Linked DNA regions of Homo sapiens: region 2 is linked to region 1. The links are chromatin loops, found by intact Hi-C in ENCODE. Cell type or tissue: heart right ventricle. All regions are shown on one strand. Links, peaks and the distances in the headings refer to the core of each region. The heading gives the core; the rest is flanking DNA.

What was found. Peaks named below come from ENCODE experiments on the same cell type or tissue, not always from the same donor. Only the 100,000 strongest peaks of a DNase experiment are listed, where the experiment ranks them.
Region 2: a loop joins it to region 1, with 9 times the contacts of the local background. A loop is called at or near these places in 3 of 110 quality-filtered maps.

Annotation. Positions count from the first base shown.
Region 1 is chr6:2,190,049-2,200,145 of GRCh38, forward strand. All of the region lies in intron 1 of GMDS (GDP-mannose 4,6-dehydratase), which reads right to left. Among named protein-coding and RNA genes, the nearest start is that of GMDS, 51 kb to the right of the region's middle. In heart right ventricle, for the core only: a CTCF peak has its summit at 6,226 (motif pointing left); no DNase peak of the experiment used is centred there; H3K27ac peaks cover 571 bases.
Region 2 is chr6:2,135,349-2,145,445 of GRCh38, forward strand. All of the region lies in intron 1 of GMDS (GDP-mannose 4,6-dehydratase), which reads right to left. Among named protein-coding and RNA genes, the nearest start is that of GMDS, 110 kb to the right of the region's middle. In heart right ventricle, for the core only: no CTCF peak of the experiment used is centred there; no DNase peak of the experiment used is centred there.

The DNA of each region.
Region 1 (10,097 bases), core at 1,339-9,338:
AAGGTGAGATCATTAAGCTCAGGAAGGCAGCTCAGCCAACGGAAAACATTCAACCTTCAACTTTTAATAAAGTACAAAATGCTTTTATTTTATATTTTATTTCTGAAAATAACCACATCAGGGAAAAAAGAGCAAATGTGGAATGGGAACCTGACATTGCAAACTATGGGAATTTTATTTTTTAAACGTTTCTAATAAAAGCAAATATAGTTTAGTATGACTAACCCTAACCCCATTTTGATTGCTTGTTTTCTCACTTTTGTTTAAAAAAATAGTAAAAGGAAACCTTTTATGCACTCACTATAATATACTGTGAAATTCACATAAAATTTCTCATTTAATTCTCACAGTTATTCTGCTCTGTAAGTAATCTCATGATCCTCACTTCTACAGATAAAAACACCAAGGCTCAGACAAGTCATGTTTTTGCTCAAGGTCTCACTTCTCATGGGGGAAGAACTAGAATTCCCACCCAGTGTTTCCTGAGGTCAGTGTCCTCTCGGACAGGACCCCAAGAGGCTGCCACAATTTGGGAGAGAATACTTTTTTCTGGATTCCACCAGCGGCCAAGTTACCTCACCCTCCCTGACACAGCACATGTTTTTTTGCAAAAAAGACTGCACTCTCTTGGGGAAGGAAACCAGTGGCACCATCCTCCACTTGGCAGCACCTATCACTGCCTATCACAAAGAAGGTTCTTAACAGTCCTATTGATGGCAGCAGGGGGCTGTCCACGGCAGGGGAGGCGTGGGTGGTGGCGGGAGGCGGCAGCAGGAGCGGCTGCAGGAGCAGCAATGGCAAAGGTGGGTCCCCTGTGCCCCGTGTCCCCAAGGCAGCAAACTGTGCTGCCCCCACCCTCATGTGGCCAGGCAGGACCCGCTCCCAGGCCTGGAACATCAGTGGCTCCGGACCCTAGCCCCACACCACCACTCTCACCCACAACTGCTGCGGGGAGGGCACCAGGAGGAGGCAGCACTGGGGGACCCAGGGCGGGAGGGGGAAATGGGAGCAGTGCCCACTACAGGGACCCAGCCAGTGGTGCGGTCACCACGCCCACTGCACCAAGGGTGCCGTGTTCTTGCGCCCCCAGAGAGGACTCTGCACAGGGCCACCCACAGCCATGTCCCCAGGGGTCCGCCCCGCATGGGGTGACCACCGGGCCTGACACTCCCGACCCGCTATCCGCTCCTGGAGGCACCCCCTGGGGAAGGGCCGCAAGCGGGATGAGGGGGAGCTCTAGGCTGCCCCTGAGTGCGGGGGCCACGGGGGAGCTCACAGTGATGTCCCTGGACACCAGCCCAGGCCCAGCAAGGACCTAGAGCCCCCAGGCTGCAAGGGGGCACAGCTGGGACTTCCCGCTTCATGGAACCGGGAGCCAGGAGCAGGCACCAGCCCTGCCCTCCCAGACACATCTGCAGCCGCCCAGGTGGGGCTGTGGACCCGGGCCTCTCTGCACTCTTGGGGGCCCTGGAAGGCCCCCGCCTTGCCCTTGCAGGCTCGGAGGTGCCTACCTCCACTGTCTGGCCTCTCCCCGCTCCAGGCACCTGCTATGATCTCCGAATGGGGTTGGGGCCAAGCCGGGGAGCTGTCACAGCCCAGCCAGGTATGTGAGGGTCCTGCCACCTCAGCTCCCTCCAGACTCTGTGTGCTGACAAGCATGGGATGTGGAACCTAGGGGGACACTGAGAGCAGCTTGATGCTGGCCTGCAGGTACCCCATGGATGAGCAGCCTGGGTACCACAGACCATGGCAGGAAGCAGACAGGCTCCGGGGTGGAAGGGGGTAGGTCCCTGGTGAGACCCCACCTTCAGGCCAGGGAGGGCATGAAGGCTGGGAGCCAGGCCACCAGTCCCACAGACCACACTGCAGGCTTATGGTGACTTTTCTGGGCCTGCCCATGACCACCCATGGACCAACTGGCACACACTTCCTCCACTCTGAGGCCCATAAAAGCCCCGGGCTCAGCTAGAGCAGGGCAGGGGATGGGGAGAAGATGAGATGACCAGATGCAGAGAGGAGCTACTCTCTCTGCTAAGAGCTGCAGAGACAATGGGACAAGCTGCCTACAGAGAGAAGCCACCCACTCTAGGGCCTCCTCTGTGCCGACAGCTGCAGACTACAGGAGCTACCCTCTCTGCTGACAGCTGAACACTTGTTGGGATGACCAGCTGCAGAGAGGAGCTACCCTCTCTGCTAGGAGCTGAACACTCATCGGGACACCCTGGCTATGGAGAGGAGCTGCCCACTGTGGGTCTTCTCTGAGCTGTTCTATTACTCAATAAAGCTCCTCTTTGCCTTGCTCACCCTCCACTTGTCTGCGTACCTCAGTCTTCCTGGTCACAAGACAAGAACTCAGGACCCACTAAATGGCAAGGCTAAAAGAGCTGTAACACACACAGGGCTGAAACATGCTCCTCACTCATCAAATTGCAGGTGAAGAGGGGAGAACAGCTGTGGTCCTTCAAGGAGCCCTGACCTGGGAGCTCCCCAAGCCAGGGCTGTGACTCCTTCTTTGGGGCCCCATGGTTCCTGGCATCTCCAAGCTTCTGGGAGCCATTGCATTCCTTGGTGCCAGCTGGGGAAGCTGTCTGCAGTGCACCTGGTCCAGCCGCAGCCTCACAGAGAGCCAGTGCCCATGCTGGCACCTAGAGCTGACAGCCCCACAGCAGCAGCCAGCATGTCTGACTGTGCAGTAGCCCAACCCCGCACTCACTCACACACGTCTTGCCAGTCCACGCCTGACTCAGTCTCCCTTGGAGGTGTGGGATCCAGGCCGGTACCATGAGCTAAGTGCAGCCTGCCAGGCCAAGTGGGAGGAACAAGCCCAGCAGGCCCAAACAAAAGTTGGACAAAGACACCACTGGCCACAGCTTTCCAACCAGAAAAATGACACCCCAAAGATCCTGTAACACTATTTCCAGAAAGTGGCAGAGAAATGTGCTAGGGCTTAACCATTGGCTCTGATAGCCCTCATCCCAGGATCCCTAAGGAGGGTTTTGGGAATTTGTGAACGTTTCAGTTGTCACAATCACTGGGGGATGCTACTGGCACTGAGTGGGTGGAAACCAGGAACACTAGAGGTCCTAAGACACCCAGGACAGTCTGCACGGCCAAAGACTTCTGCATTCCTCACAACTTCCTCAAGTCCTGCTGAATATTCACGTGGGTAAAAAACCTGTTTATAATTGTCTGAGCGTAAAACCTCACTCAAGTTATTACATAGGCACAACGTATGTGTTACAAAGTATGTGTTAAACAGGAAGACTACCATTTTATTCCAAATTTAACCAAATTTGACCATTTCAAGAAACAATGACACCAACAGCACACCACCAGTGCTTGCTGAGTCTCCACTGCCATCCACGTGCCACAGTCTGCATCTGCAGCTGCCACAGCAGGGATGCTCCCAAAGTGTGGCCTCTGAGCAGTTCCTCCACACCCTAGGCAGCAGGGTCTCCACATCTGAATACTGAGATGCAAGTTCTCCTGGCAAACAACTTGCTTTTCATTTCCTTTTTCACTGTCATAAAAAGGGTATATGGATTTTTTTAAATAACATGTGTAATTAGGATATGTTATTCACAAATTTCATTTTAGGATTGTAAAGGTGGCAAATACACATGAAATAGCCAGATGGATTCCTGGAATAGTGGAAGCTTAGTGAAAATGCTATTTTTTTTTTTTTTTTTTTTTTGAGATGGAGTCTCGCTCTGTTGCCAGGCTGGAGTGCAGTGGCGCGATCTCGGCTCACTGCAAGCTCTACCTCCCAGGTTCACGCCATTCTCCTGCCTCAGCCTCCCAAGTAGGTGGAACTACAGGCATCCACCACCACGCCCAGCTAATTTTTTGTATTTTTAGTAGAGATGGGGTTTCACCATGTTAGCCAGGATGGTCTCCATCTCCTGACCTCATGATCCACCCGCTCGGCCTCCCAAAGTGCTGGATTACAGGCGTGAGCCACCGCGTCCAGCCAAAAATGCTATTTTTTTTTAAAAAAAAAGAAGCATTATAAATATGATGTGTCTTTCTCAATTCAGCATGATGTAAGTCAAGTTAGGTAGTTCCCATGCCTCAGGAAATCCTGGCTTAATCTCAGCTCTGTCAGCAGTTTGGACTGTGTGTGTGTGTGAGGGGAGGAAAAGGCATCTATTGATTAAGGTGCTTCTGTATTCTCCATTGAGTTCTTCTTGAGTTCAAGGTTAATTTTTTAAATCACTGTAATCTTTGAATGTTCTTTAAAAGAACATTAAAGCAGAGAGAAATGGCATTATAATATTCACAATACAAAAAATTAAGACTTGTAAAGAAGAGTGAAGAAAGTTGGGGAAAATATGCTTCATGATTCTTAAAGGTCGATTCCTCATGGAATATATTTTAAACATACACACATACATATATAGTTGTTTAAACCCAATAAATAAACATTTCAGCTAAAAGTATTATAACACTAAATTATATCTTTAAGCATTTTTACCAATTTTACTTCCTTACTTTATCAATCATGTTTCACATCTCTAATTTCTTTATCATTATAACAAATTTCAATTTTTATATCAAGATACCAATATAAATAAAAGACAATTAAGGTTAAAAAGTGCTACACGCACACACTTTTTGGTTATTTTATTTCCTAAACATGGAAGAGGGGAAAACACAAACAATTTCTTCCACACGTGTCACACACAGTAAACATTCTTTCAAATCACGTCAGTTTCCTTGACAAAAATTAATACCTTAATAAAGATCCATTGTTTAAAACTCTTGGTTACCACTTGGCTAGCCATGCATAAAACAGGACAATTAGTACAGTCAACTGAACATTATCAAGACTTTCAGACACAGTGACACTGTTCCAGCCAAGCACAGTAGTGATGTTCCGTGAATGCTGCTCTGTCAGCCACAATTACCCCTTAAACAGCCTTTGGAATTATCAGCCTGTACTTTGCTAAAAAGAAAAAGAAAACATTATTTTAAATAATATCAATAAAAATCTTTGTTTCCTTTCTGAGGTAATTATACACACATGAAGTTAGCAAGGGTAAAATCATAGTAATTTTAAAACACATGCTTAAAAGCTTGCATCTTTTCTCCAGTAAAAGCTTTAACCAGACTTAGTATAAAGAAAAAACGGATTTGAATTTCACTGTCTTTTCCTTTTTCTTCTTCTGTAGAAGCGATAGTACTTAATGATTCTGTTCAAAAATTCTGAAGCAAAAAGACCTAGACAAATAGGAAATTAGACGTTACATTTTTGAAGAAGTGTTTTATTTTCCATTATTCCTTAAGGCTATCAGGCCAAAAAAAAAAAAATCTATTCCAAGAACTCTGTGATTCAAATATAAAAAGTATGAGAACCAAAACTGAGATGCTATGCCTTGGTCTGCTGAGAACTGTGATAATTTTCTTGAACTTTGCTGCATATATATTCTAAAGTAAAGCAAATACTTTGACATTTTATTCTTTTTATCCTAATGTAAGTGGAAAGCTACAAAGCAACTTCCTTTTCAGGGGATAAAGTAAGTTTTTAAAAGCCTTCTTTGGAAATAATTAAGTCCATAAAAATTACATGTTGATTTCTTAGGTATTATGTGTCCTTCTTTTTTTCTAAAGAATGAAGGTATAAAATAAGACAATGTAAACCATGGCAACAAGGTTGGGTATGGCAGCTCATGCCTATAACCCCAGCTCTTTGGGAGGCCAAACCAGAAGGCTGGCTTGATACCAGGAGTTTGAAACCACCCTGGGCAACATAAGAAAGACCTTGTCTCTACCAAAAAAAAAAAAAAAGTTAATAAAAATAAATATATAAATAATAAATCATGCTGACAGTTTAAATTTCAACAGTGAAGTTAAACATCTATCTATTAATTTCATTTGCAACTGTGGAGAGTATATGCCAAAATAAATATATACATATATAAGTAAATAATCATAACATCCCAAGATGACAATTGGGGACTGATTTCAGCCAAAACACAAATAATGTCTAAGTTTTTATTTTATTAAGCAAAACATAAGTTTGTGCCCAAAAACTTACAAACATTAGTAACAGTTCAAAACAGTCAATCTTCTACTTTAGCATTCTAAGATTGTGTAAAAAACTAGATAAATTATTACAATGGTTTATATTAAATGGTCTCCCTGAAGTACAAAGCAACTGCAAAACTATAATTATCAAGGACTAAAACACGCAGATGCTATATACTTGAGCCACCTGGTGGTTTATTTCCCTCACTGCACTGATAAACACCTAGTGCTATGCACACAACCTTAATTAGACTCTACAAGTTTTACTTTTGGTGCCAAGACCAGAAAGAGTTTACTTTTACCAAAATGTAGTAATAGTGTGGGTCACAAGGCACAAGTCTACTTGGAAGCACTTAAAAAGTTCACTGTTGCTAAGTACAGAAGGCACTCCTGAAATCTACCATAGCAGGTCTCTAGAACTGTTTTCTTATGTTTTTTTCTACAGTGTTTGATGCCTACAGTAAACATAGAATCCAAAACAAATTCAAATAAACTGCAGATCATGCCTCAGGTTTGCTTGTGGTTTCTTTACCTCTTGCCTAGTTCTGGACAGTTCAGGACAGACCACATTAACTTTTAAAGGTTGCTGTCTTAACTGTCAAGCAAGGTAGTAATAGGTGCTCAGAGATGTTGGTTAAAAAACACAGGAAAAAAAGTTAAACAAAAGTACACTCTGTTACCAAGAGGAAAGCTGCAGAACACCAATCTTTGTGACTCTGACTTCAAATTAGGGACTCTTGGGGTGATCAAGATTTTTATCAAAGCAGAATGTGTCCAAAGCATACCTTTATCTTCAAGCTTACTAGCCTAACAGCTGGAGTGCATTAGACAGGAGCCATGACAATTCTAATGATAATGGTGGTGATGACTTGATTCTAAACGGATACTTGTCAAAAAGCCAGTGAAAATTTAAGCCTTTTAACTAGTAAAAGGGTTGCAAGTTAAACCTCTGTGTCCAGCAGCAGTCCCACACCCTTCCTAGGAGAAGCAACTTCCTCAATTTAAGTTTCAATAATGTCTTATGTGAAGAACGAATAAAGTCAGTATTAAATAATGTCATTAGCAAACTGACACATCCATTATGATAACTGTTCCCATTACTGGCTTTAGTAGGAGGTGATGCCAGAGGCTCTCCCGCACCATAAGGCAAAGCGCTTCATGTCCCTGACTCATCCAAGCGACTCAAGGCCGCCCAGCTCTCCAAGTGGAAACACTGAGTGGGAAGGAGGCTCTCAAAGGATGCCTCTATTCCTCCTCCCGCCCAGGTTCTTGGTGGAGGGTAGATGCTATTAAAAGACTAGTTTCCTGAGGAAGGTAGATAGTTTCAGGGAAAGACCATTTGGCTGGAAGGAGGAGGCTTTGTTGCCAGCTGTTTCTCCAGCTCCACTGCCTGTGTGGTCCCAAGTAAGTTGCTAAACCTGACCACGTCAAGGGCCAGGTCTATAAAAATGATGACATTTCCCGTAAAAGGGCCTGCCTGGCCCTGCACCATTTGCCTTCACAAGGGAGCACTGCACTAGAGAAGCTCTGGCTTTGCTGTGAACAAATCAAAAAGTGACACATGGGCTTGGCATTTTCCTCCATGCAAATCAAAGTATCCCATTTCCCTGAAACACTTTAACAGGATAATATGGCTTTAATTTTCCACACTTCCTAATTCTGGGTGCTAACAGGACACAGCCGCCTTGTGAGAGAAACAATGGCACAAGTAGGGATGGCAAAGGAAGACACCCCTCTCATGGAAGCCACGTTCTCACAGAGGAGCCCATTCTGCAGGGCTAAAAGGCAGATTTTACTTTCTGTCATTCATTTCCTCAAGCTGTTATTGAGAAACAACACAGGTACCAGTGGAGGATGCGTGCATTAGAGTCAGAAAGCCAGGTCTCCCCAAATCCCATCTCTATCATTTACCATCGGGGAGACACTGTACAAAGTAACTTCTCTGATCATTCCTATCCCCATCTATAAAATGGAAATGATGCACATCGTGCCACAGGCTTACTGTGAACGAATGATGGGAAAGTGTGTGAAATTTACTAAAATAAGCAGCCACTGGAAGGGAGCCTGAGACCAGGACCAGCCAATGAGAAAAGTAACGAAGAATGCAGAACTTGCAGCAGGAGCTAAAGGGTAATTTCCTGGCCATGATGACAAATCTGGCTATGTATACACAGATGCATATGCCTGTACACATTATACAGATACATGTAATTCCTGAAGAAGGGGCTGCCTGTCAACAGGCATATCCTCACTTCCTGCCTCAAAATAGGAAAAAAATATTTGTTAGGAAATGAAATACATCCAAAATATTTGAGAAAGGGTTTGAGGAACATCCCATAAACCAATGTACCTTGTGTCCCCTTCAATTCTGTTTTTCTTTTCTAAAATGTCAAAGTATGCTAAGACTCTTCAATGACCAAAAGGTCCAAGTTTATATGAGTTTTTAATCATGTTCCAGAGATCACTGGATAAGAAACAAATAAACAAAAAAAAAAAAACAAGAGAATTAAGCAATAAAGAAAAGTAATGCTGCAGAGAAGAAATGAATAAGAAAAATTTCATTTTACTGCTACGAGGTATTTTACAAAATCAGAAAATTATGTTTGCCTGTGCGAAACTGGAAAATATTAGAACTGCTGAAACTTCTATACCACATCAGACTTCTCAACAAGTTCAAGAAAAACTAAGCATTTTGAAATGCATGGTGTCTGGAATAGAAAGGGTAGCAATTGTGGATCCTAAACCAGAAGAATTATACTAGTCTATCTACAGAGGTGTCTCTAGCCTAGCTCTAAGACCACAATTGGTTAGAATGAGAACAGGTAGAAAACAGACCATTCATAAAGTCAATAATTCAGGCTTGGTAATGGCTTACAGCTTTGCTTATGATGTCCTTATATCAAGTGTTTGCCATTGCTAACCTAAAGAGAACATACAACTATCTTTATACATAAAGCTGAATCTCTAATCATCTACCCATTTTCCTATCCTAAAATATTTCAAAATGTAATTCCCTAATTCATATTAAAAACTTCATATTCAACATTATTCATTTCTTATTGGACATAATGGTATAAATATTTAGACTAATTTACCTTTTGTTTTTAACTTCATGTCCACAATACATGGTGGTGTTTACTCATTAATCAAGATTTTCCTAAACTCCATTTAATGAAAATATTTAGTTTTATGGATGGCAACAAAGTATTATACTCAAATATCTCTGTTGGACCTTAACAGGAACCCAAAATAAATTAATTCTCTGACACAACAACTCACAGGCAGCCAGAAATCTTTATAAAATACAAATCAAATGTCATTCCATTGGCTTCCCATTTCTAATGGAATAAAATATAAACCTGATACAATGGCCTACACAATCCATTTACTTTCTGCCTTCAAATGCCTCCACTCTCTGTCCTCGCTGCTCTCCCCACTCACTGCTCCCTCCCCTAAATGTACTGCCACTTTCTCTGTGTTCTAGAATACAGCCTACTCAGGACCTTGGCGCCATCTTTTCCACTGCCTGAAACCCTTCCTCCTCTCCATTTTCAGCTCCTCTGAAGGCCTTCTTACCAACAACTTAATGCAATGCCCCAAGCTCATTTCAATCTCTATTCCTAAGATGATTTTCATGGCTTTTTATCATTTGTTGAAATTATTAGTATCTTCCTTTATTTCAGTCTTCTTCATTCAAGTATCAACTTAAAAGCAGAACACTTGTCTGCTTGTTAACCACTTTTCAGCAGTACCTAGAAATAGTACCAGGTACAGAGCAGATACAGGAATATTTATCAAAAATAAATAAATGAGTGAGAAGTCTAAGAATTAAGGATTTCTAAAAGATAAAGCCTACAAACCTAAGCTATATATGGTAAATGCTATTCCATACCATAGCAAATTAGAAACATTACAGGATTGTATGTTATACATATGAACACTGTGATCTGGAAATCTCTGCCTTGTACAAATAGCTCTAGAATATATTCATTCATTTATTAAACAAATATTTATTGCACATCCACTGTGTCAGATATTATTCTAGGCAGCAGAGACTCCAGCAGTAAACA
Region 2 (10,097 bases), core at 900-8,899, 55 kb before region 1:
GTGAGTGTGTGCATGCTTGCCTGAGCTCATTTAAAGGGATACCTTTATCCTGAGGTTTAAAAACAGTGAGGTCTGAATTTTCATTGTTAAAAGCAGATCATGGAGCAATCAATCAGCTAATAACCATCTATTAATATCTGATGTACTATGCAACATGACAGAGTAAATGAAAATAAGAATAAGATGCATTTCCTACATTTGAGTTTCTATAATCTAGCGAGAGGACAAGGAAACAACACATCTACCACATCATCATCATCATCATCATCATCATCATCATATTAGCAATGACATTAATGCCGACATTCATTCACTACATACTTCTCACATTTTAGGCCAGCACTGGCCAACAGAAATATAATGTGAGCCACATATGTAATTTTTAATTTTCCAGTAGCCAAATTAAAAAAGGTAAAAAGAAACAGATAAAGATGAATTTTATTTAACACATATATCTAGAATGTTTTATGCACATGTTAATAAAAAATTATCCAGATATTTTACATACTTTTTCATATTAAAGTCTCCAAAATCCAACGCAGTCAATGAATTACATAACAACGGGGAAACATTCTGAGAAATGTACCATTGCATGAACATTACAGTATACTTGCACAAACCTAGGTAGTAGAGCCAACTACATACCTAGGATATATGATATAGTCTTATGGTGCCTAGGTTGCAACCTGTACAGCATGTTACTGTACTGAATACTGTAGGCAACTGTCGCACTATTGTAAGTATTTGTGTATCTACACAGAAAAGGTACAGTGAAAATATGGTATCTTATGGGACTACCATTGTGTATGGTCCCTTGCTGACCCACATGTCATTATGCAGCACATGACTATATTTTACACTTATGGCATATCACAATTCAAATGTAAATTTTCATCAGAAATACTTGATCTGTTTTAGATTTCATAAAACTGATCATTGAAAAAGTAAATTCATGTACCCAACCTGTACCAAATATACTTAAAAGTTTTCTCATAACGAAATTGAGTATCCAAAAAATCATTTTCCTTTAATTTTCACAAGTACATTGACAAAACTGGTTCACTTTTGTTTAAAAGAACTGATTTGGGCCAGGCGTGGTGGCTCCTTCCTATAATTCCAGCACTTTGGGAAGCCAAACCAAAGCCAAAGTATGGCTTGAGGCCAAGAGCTCAAGGCCTCCCTGGGCAACATAGTGAGACCCCATCTCTACAAAAGATTTTTAAAATAATATTTTTTTAATTAGCTGGGTGTGTCCCAGCTGCTCAGGAGGCTGACACAGGAAGATTGCTTGTAGTCCAGAAGGTCAAGGCTGCAGTGTGCCATGATCACACCACTGCACTCAACCTGGGTGACAGAATGAGACCATGTACCAAAAAAAACAAAGAAAATGTTTGTTATTTTAAAGTAAACTGGGCATGGTGAGGCAGGCCTGTAGTCCTAGCTACTTGGAAAGCTGGGACAGGAGAATTGCCTGAGCCCAAGAGTTCAAGACTGCAGTGAACTATGACCAGGCCACTACATTCTAGCCTGGGTGACAGAGTGAGACTTCATTTCAAACAAAAAAAAAAAAAAAAAAGAAAGAAAAACTGATTTGACTTTGAAGTATAAGCATATCAGTTTCAAATCCATATCGGTTCAAGTTAAGTAAGCTAATTAACTCTTGTGTCAAGTCAGTATTAACACTGGATTCAAAGGAATATTTGCATAAATTGGAAAACAACTCTAAATTTATCAGTATCAACAAAGAGCTCTTCAAATTCTAGTTTTTGTAGCCAATATATATAATGGTATTTATAATTAAAATCTTCTGCACATTAATCATTACTATTGACTTATATTATGAAAACCTTCAATTTCAACATGAATTCTAATATCTGCCTAGCTAGTTGACAAATTACCTTGTCCTTTCCTGAGACTTTCAAATTAGTTCATTCAAAAGTAGTGTGATCTGAGTCAGAAAACATAAACCATACTGCTATATTCCCTTTTTTTTTTTTTTTTTTGGATGGAGTTTTGCTCTTGTTGCCCAGGCTGGAGTGCAATGGCACGATCTTGGCTCACTGCAACCTCTGCCTCCCCGGTTCAAGTGATTCTCCTGCCTCAGCCTCCCGAGTAGCTGGGATTACAGGCATGCGTCACCATACCCGGCTAATTTTGTATTTTTTAGTAGAGACAGGGTTTCTCCATGTTGGTCAGGCTGGTCTCAAACTCCCGACCTCAGGTGATCCACCCACTTTGGCTTCCCAAAGTGCTGGGATTGCAGGTGTGAGCCACCGCGCCCGGCCCATATTCCCTTTTTAAGTACTGAATACTTGGGCAAGTGCCCCTTTTTGTTTCAACAAAAGATCATCTTTGGTTGGAGTAAATATTATGCTATAGAAATCTGTGTAAAACTCGTCCAGGACTCCACCAACAAGTGCTGCTAAAGATCACAAGGTCACTGCCTTCACTGTCTTCCATTTCTTTCTGCAGGTCCATAAACCAGCAATGATCTATGAATTTACACTTATAGACTGGATAATTTTAACTACTAGTATGTGTCACACTTTTTGCCAAGTTAACTACTGTATTGTACTCTGTCCAGCTTCAGAATACAGTCGAATGAAGCAATAAGAGAAATACCAGCCTCTTGAAAAATTCCAATAAATACAGAATTCGGTCTAAGAGAGCTGGGTCAACTGTAATAGAAATTAATTTTTTCATATCCATCTGAAATTCTTTGAAACAGTCAAATGTTTGAATTGAATGTTCTTAAAACATTCAAAAATATCTCTGCCACAAATCTGTTATTTTTGGCAAAAAAAATTACAACATTTATTTATAAATCTTAAAGTCTGTATTAATCGGACAATGGATCATCATACTGTATAACTTACACAAAGCTAAAGGAAAGTAATTGAAATGTTTCAAATTTCAAATGGGTCATGTAGTCTATAGGCAACTGTTTAGTGAAAAATATCTTTAAGTTTTTGTGAAATATATTTTTGTCTCTTCTCATAATTTTCTAATAAAATTTTGGTACCTGCAATAATTCCTTCTGCCATCTCTCCATCTTAAACTGGCTTCCTCTATAGTGCATGAATCCAAGACACTGTATAGGTGGCCAAAGTTACAGGCTCATACTCTGTTAAAATTTTTAAACTTAATGAACATTTGATATAGTTTAGATTTCTGTCCCTCCAAATCTCATGTTGAAATGTGATCCTCAATGTTGAAGGTGCGGTCTAGTGGGAGGTGTTTGAGACAGGGGGACAGATCCCTCATGAATGAGTGTTACTGCCATGCTAACATCTGCAGAACTGAGAGCCAAATAAGCCTCTTTTCTTTATAAGTTACACGGTCTCAGGTATTCCTTTACAGTAATGCAAAACGGACTAATAAAACACTAAATTCTGCTTTCAGGCAATTACTTCCATCAATTCTTCATTGACCTTTGAGAAAAAACTTCTCATCAAATCTACCACAGATTTCTTGAAAATGTCTTAATATTGCCCATTTCATTTTCTTTACATTTTTTATACAATTGCAAATGAGATTCATCATGAAGTCCCTAGTCTCTTTGTGTTCCCACTGCTTTGATCATACTACTAATTTCTGTATCTGTACTCACTCCGCAACAGTAGTATGCCTTCACTTCAAATTTAAAAACTGTCCATATTTATTTACTAACAAGTGATGTAGTTACCTTAATTTTATATATCACTTAAACATTTCTGGGGGATGAGGGATAAAAATCTACATGTCAGGTACCATGTACACTACTTGGGTGACAGGTACACTGAAATCTCAGATTTTACCACCATACAATTCACCCACGTAACCAAGAACTTCTTGTACCCCAAAAGCTATTGAAATAAAAAATTTAAAACAAACATTTCAATTTAATTACTAATGATAATGTACTTGCATCACTATAAGCTGCACTGTCTGCACAAAATATTTAATAAATACTATAAAGTGAGAACACAGAAAAAGTATATACTGAATAAATTATTTGACACCAGCAAGATTGGTAGTGTGTTTATGTATGCTAATGTAGTCTTACCAAAACAAGAAAACTGTGTTTAACAGAAATATATCGTGCACTGCTTCCATCTTAAAAATCCAGTTCCTCGGGTACGCTAGTCACACTGAACTGCTCGACAGACACATGTGGCTTATAGCTATTGTTCCTGATCATACGATGAGAGGCTGTGTTCATGGCAGTCTGTATTTATTAATTGTGGTAATTCTCACAAGGAAGAGAAGTCTTTACTCTAATTATCCCCACATTACAGACAATGGAATTTAGGCAAAAGTAATTAAGTGACTTACCCAAAGTCACAAAGCTATTAACTGGGGAACTGGGATTTCAACCCAGACAGTCTGACTCCAGAGACTCTTATCCACTATTCCACACCGCCAGAAGTTCAACAACAGCACAGGGTTTCATGAGAGATGAGGCAAGAGATGCAGAGTGTGTTAAAAATATATATATAAACCAAACTACTTTGCAATGAAAAGAAGGAAGCCAGAACTCACAGGAAGACGTCGTGAAAGAGGGAGAAAGACTTGAGCTGCGTAGTCCAAGATAAATGCTGCAGATAAACAGCCCAGGCAGCTGAGCGCAGGAGGAGTAGGTGTGCGAAGCGCGAGCAAAGTGTGTTTAGCCATGAACAGGTAAAGTGAGTCAGCTGTGGAGTTAATGCAGCAGGCTAAAAAATGGCCCCCAAAAGACACAGCCACATCCTCACCACTGAAATCTGTGACTGATACCTCATATTAGAAAATCATCTTTGCAGATGTGATGAAGTTAAGGACCTTGCGTTGGGGAGACTGGAGATTATCGTGGATTATCTGGGTGAACTCTGAGCATAATCGCGAGAGTCCTTATAAGAAACAGGCAGTGGGAGATTTCACCCAGTCAGAAGACGAGGCCACGAGACCACAGAAGCAGAGATTAGGGCCATGTGCCCCAAGTCAAGGGATTCCAGCAGCCACTAGAAGTTAGAAGAAGAAAGCAAGGAATTCTCCTCTTGAAGCCTCCAAAGGGAACATGGCCTTTCTGACATACACCTTGATTTTGGACATCCAGAACTGTGAGAAGACAGCTGTGTTGTTTAGGCCACTCAGTCTGTTTCAAAAGCCATAGGAAACTAATACAGCTTAGAACCTCTCAAAACCTGCAACATGCAAAGCGACCTTGTGAATCAGCAAGAGGTCAATCTAGCAAGCAGTCGTTCCCAGTCTATTTAATGAGAGAATACCCATTTCCCAGAAAGAGAGAGCTGGTGGTGAAAGCATGCACCTTTTAGCATCTGGCATACCTAACATTCCTCTAACAAAGTTTGGGAATTCCTAACCCAAGTCACATTCTGGAAGGCAATTTAATCAAGTAAGTCTGAACTTTATTCAAACAATGCAAAAACGATCGAAGGTTTTTAAGAAATGTTGCAAGAAGTCAACCATTTGGGGTGAGGAAATCCAGGACCCTGTGACCCTGGATTCAGGGTAGCTTCAAAGTAGCAGAATGCATTGCTTTGGAAGATAAAACATGTCAGCAGCTGAGCCAGCCCTCCCAGCTGACAGCAGTGAACTCTGCCCTGATGGAACCACCTCCTCTGGGAAGTGCTCCTGTCATGAGGGATGCTGACAAACTAAAGTGGCTTCACAGTGTGACGAGTGAGAAATGACATAAAAGAATGAAAGAAGTGTTGTGCTAGAGAGCAATATTCAAATGGGAAACAAAATAGCAGTACCTTCAAGTAAACGAAAGGCTAAAATATATTGTTAATAACAAAAAATGAGCTACAAACGGTTCAATAAAAGTCAAAGGTGAAACCATCAAGGGGAGTGGGATCAGGTCAACAGGAAGCTGCCCATGGGCATCTGCAGTAAGAAGCACCTGGCCAGTATGGATCTTCCTGTGGAGACAAGTTATCAGGCTGCCACAGGAGAAGAAAACCCACACTGCATAGGAAGCTGGACCTCAAAACTGACCAGCTTCCACAAGTCTAAGATTTCATGACCTAAACTGGACACAGGCCTGTTTATCATACGCACATGTAGAGCTGGAATAAAAACTGAATTTCAAAAATATTGTGTGAAACTAGGGGTGAAATTCAAAATATTGAATAACCTGCGTAGCACAGGCACTGACCCACCAGAACGTATCCCAGCTTATGTGCCTACAGGTAGGTGCCCACCTCCTGAATTTCAGCCTTCATAAAACCGTGAACGCTGACGGAGAGTTGGAAACAGATTCTGAACAGGCAGGGATGAAGAGGGGAGGGGAAGAAACTACTGCCGTTTAAAAACTTCACTTGAACTGACAGCAGGTCCCCCATTTTGGGAAGCCACAGGATGTCAAGGAAAGGTGACCAGGTAGGCTGGAAGCCACATTCTAAATACAGCATCTCTGACCACAAACGGCCGGCAGCCACACACTGTGGCCCTGCCATCTCCAAGGCCACTGACTCAGCACGGCTGCGACCTAACGACACACTGGGAAGTCTGGGTTTGGTTTTGGTTGTGCGTGCTCTCTCTCTCTCTCTCTCTCTCTCTTCTCTTTCTTCTCCCCCACAACACTCCTCCTCCCACCTACACTCCCCCTTCTCTCCGACCCCGCTCCTATAGCATACATTTTGGTTCCACTGGTTGCCGGCTTATCCATTTGGCGGTAACTGTCTGGTAGGTTAATGCCCAACAATAGGCACTTGTATTTTCTTATACGGGGGAGGTAAATTATGGCACTTGAACAAAGACCTTACTATTTAAGTTTTACTGCACGTTTACTACAAGCCAGTTTCAATTTTACGTTTTTGTCCCTAGGCCATAAGAGAAAAAAGAGCAGGTTCCTGTTCATATTCGAAGGAGCTGTTTAAATAACAATAACAACAATACCTGGCAAAAGCGGGATCTGTTATAGGTCGAATTCTGTCCCCCTGAAAATGTATATGCTGAAGCCCTAACCTCCAGGACCTGGGAATGGGATGTTAGTTGGAGATACGGTTGGTGCAGATGTAATTAGTTAAGATTAGGTCATACTAAAGTAGGTGGCCCCTAATCCAATATGAGTGGTGTCCTTATTTAAAAAAAAAGAAAGAAAAGAAAATCTGGACACAGGCAACACCCAGCAAGAATGTCACAGGATGATGAAGTGGAATGGTGTTTCTACAAGCCAAGGAACACCAAATATTGCCAGAAAACCACCAGCGGCAAGGTAAGGGGCCTGGAACAGATCCTTCCCTCACAGCCCTCAGAAGGAACCAACCCTGACAACACCTTGATCATGGACTTCCAGCCTCCAGAGCTATGAGACAATAAGTTTCAGTTGCTTGAACCACCCAGTCTGTGGTACTTTGTTATGGCAGCCCTAGTGGACTAACACAAGACCAAAAGAATCAGGAGAGTGGCAACTGAAAGGTCAGGCAAGGTGGCCGGGCAAGTTTGGAGGAAAGAGTTTCCACTCTTTGCACCTCTAGTTAACTGTCAGGAAGCCCCCAGACTCGCCTGCCTGTCACACTGGCTTTCTCTGGGGTCCATCATCCATCGCTCCTGAGCTTGGCATAAGCTGCTGGTCCTTCCTCAACTCTTCCAGCTGCCCCTGTCCCTCACACACTCATTCAGTGGAACTCACAATTCTAAATGCCGATTCAACCACCACTTTCTCAGAAATGCATCCTGATCCCTCCAGCCTGCATCAGACCCCACTGTTTCCCACTGGTCTGTAGGGTCTACAAGGACAGGACCATGACTGCATTGCTCAACATGATGTTGCTGGTTGGCTGGAATACATATTTGCTCCATAAATTAAAATTCATTGTCCTTGGGTTACTAATCTCACAGGTCCTATGGCTCCAGCAGACACGCCAATGCCCTGATGATGTCTACAACTTTTATAGCAAACCTGTATCACCAGCTTGGCCTCTTTGTCTTAAAACATGAGATACCCCTGGGCTCTGGTCTCCCACATTGTCAATTGAGGGGCACTACTGACCCTTTCTCTGCAGAGCCACACGGGCTCTCCTTTCCCCTACAGAACTTCTCAGACTTAACCACTGCCATCCACTCCCATCCCCATCATCTGGGCAGTGTCCATGGTCTTCCTGCCCCAGCATCCAGGTGGGAGCACCCACACACCAGGATAAACTGACTGTGCTACTCTTTACTTAAAAATCAGCTTGATTTCCATTGCCTATTCTAAAGTAATTTTTTTTAAAAGCAGAAATCAAATCTATGCAAGGGATTACCACAGAACTGTCTGGTTTCTGGGTGGGGAAGCTGTGAATGGCTGTGGGAGAGGCAAGGCGCCTCCCAAGCAGTGGCCTCCCACTACCCTTTGTGTCACACTCCCACCCCACCTCTTAGCAAATCTTGAGGCATTCCAGGTAACTCAGGGCTCCTCACAACAGTGTAGAAATCACAGGTCCCTCTGGTTAAATCCAGCCTTTTTAGTAAAGGAATCAAGGCTCTTCATTTAACTATCACCTCCATTGTCAAAAGCATAACCAAATAAAAACAAACATCTTCACGTGAACATTCCATATCTTGGCTCCAATTCTTCCCTCCCATATTCATTCATTCATTCATTCATCAGAAATCTGCTGTTTTAGGAAGTGGTCCAAGGTTACAGAGATGCCTTGCCTTCAAAAAACAGCAATGCAGTAAATAAGACAGTTGTGTCCATTGACATATGTAAAAACAGTAATAATAAAAATAACAGGCAATATTTACCACAGGCAGCACTGGAAGTATTCTATGTGCATTAGCCTTCTGAACAACCCTTTAGGGAGGGTCCCATAATTATCCCAATTTTAAGGATGAGGAAATAAAGAGTCTTGAGGAGGTCAGGTCAGGTCACCAGCTAGAAAGAGGGCAAAGGAAGATTACAAACCATACGTTCTATGCTATTTTAGGTGATCCCAGTCAGGTGTGGTCACAAGAGGCCACACAGTAGAGGCTCAGGAATCAGCTGATTGTCCTCAGTGATCCTAGAGACAGGAGGCCCGCCATGCAGGCCACACTGGAACGCCTCAGGCTGGTGAGAGGCAGAGTGGGCAGGAGGAGGAGAGAACTAGGCCACAGTCTTTAATGGACTTCCAGGAAAAACAAGGCGGGGCAGGGTGAACAGGTTAGGAGTGGCTAAGTTGAATAATTTCAGCAGGCTTTGGGCTACAGAGGTGGTCTCTAGTTGCCTGGCACCTAGCCTTGAATGATGTAAGCAAGGGAATACTGCTTCCTGAAGTGTAAGGGCCAGATAGAGGAGGTCTGGGTATGGACTAGTTGGTTTGTATCTCAAAGGCATGCTCCTGGCTAGGCCCTGGCTCCCTCTCAGAACTGGCTAGACCTGCAAGGGCAGCCTCTTCCCAACCACAATGGTTTCTAAGATGTCAAAACATCATAATATATAGAAAATAAAAACCGTAAATAATACACCAGACTACCTGACTTCAAGCCTTCAGCAACTGTGCCTGCTACATCCCCAGCATAGTGACTGCACAAAGTAAGGCCAGGTAGGAGACACAATGAAGGCCTCTGGAAGGTGAGAAAAAGATCCACAAAGGCAGCACTCAAAGCACATCAACAATAAAGGAAACATAGAAGCTTCCACGAGGATAAGAATAAAAGAAGGACTTTCCAAGCAAAGGGACTGGGCAATAAAAAGGCAACCTGGCCAGTCCAGTTGGCTGCTGTGCCTTGATGTCTCTGGGGCCAGGGTCCTGGGACAGCACTAAAGATGAGGATGGAGACGCAGGCCTGGGCAAGAATCCCTAATTTTCAATTAGGTGTATGATAACAGGTAGTATGAATAGATTTCAAGGGTTTATTAAGCACTAAGTATAGTGTAAGCTCACATATAACAGAAACATTTAGTACCCAAAACACCAAACGTATCTAAGAAGCCTTAAATATCAAATTTTTAGACCGGGCACGGTGGCTCATGCCTGTAATCCCAGCACTTTGGGAGGCTGAGGCAGGTGGATTACCTGAGGTCAGGAGTTCGAGACCATCCTGGCCAACAGGGTGAAACCCCATCTCTACTAAAAAAAATATAAAAATTAGCCGGGCGTGGTGGTGGATGCCTGTAATCCCAGCTACTCGGGAAGCTGAGGCAG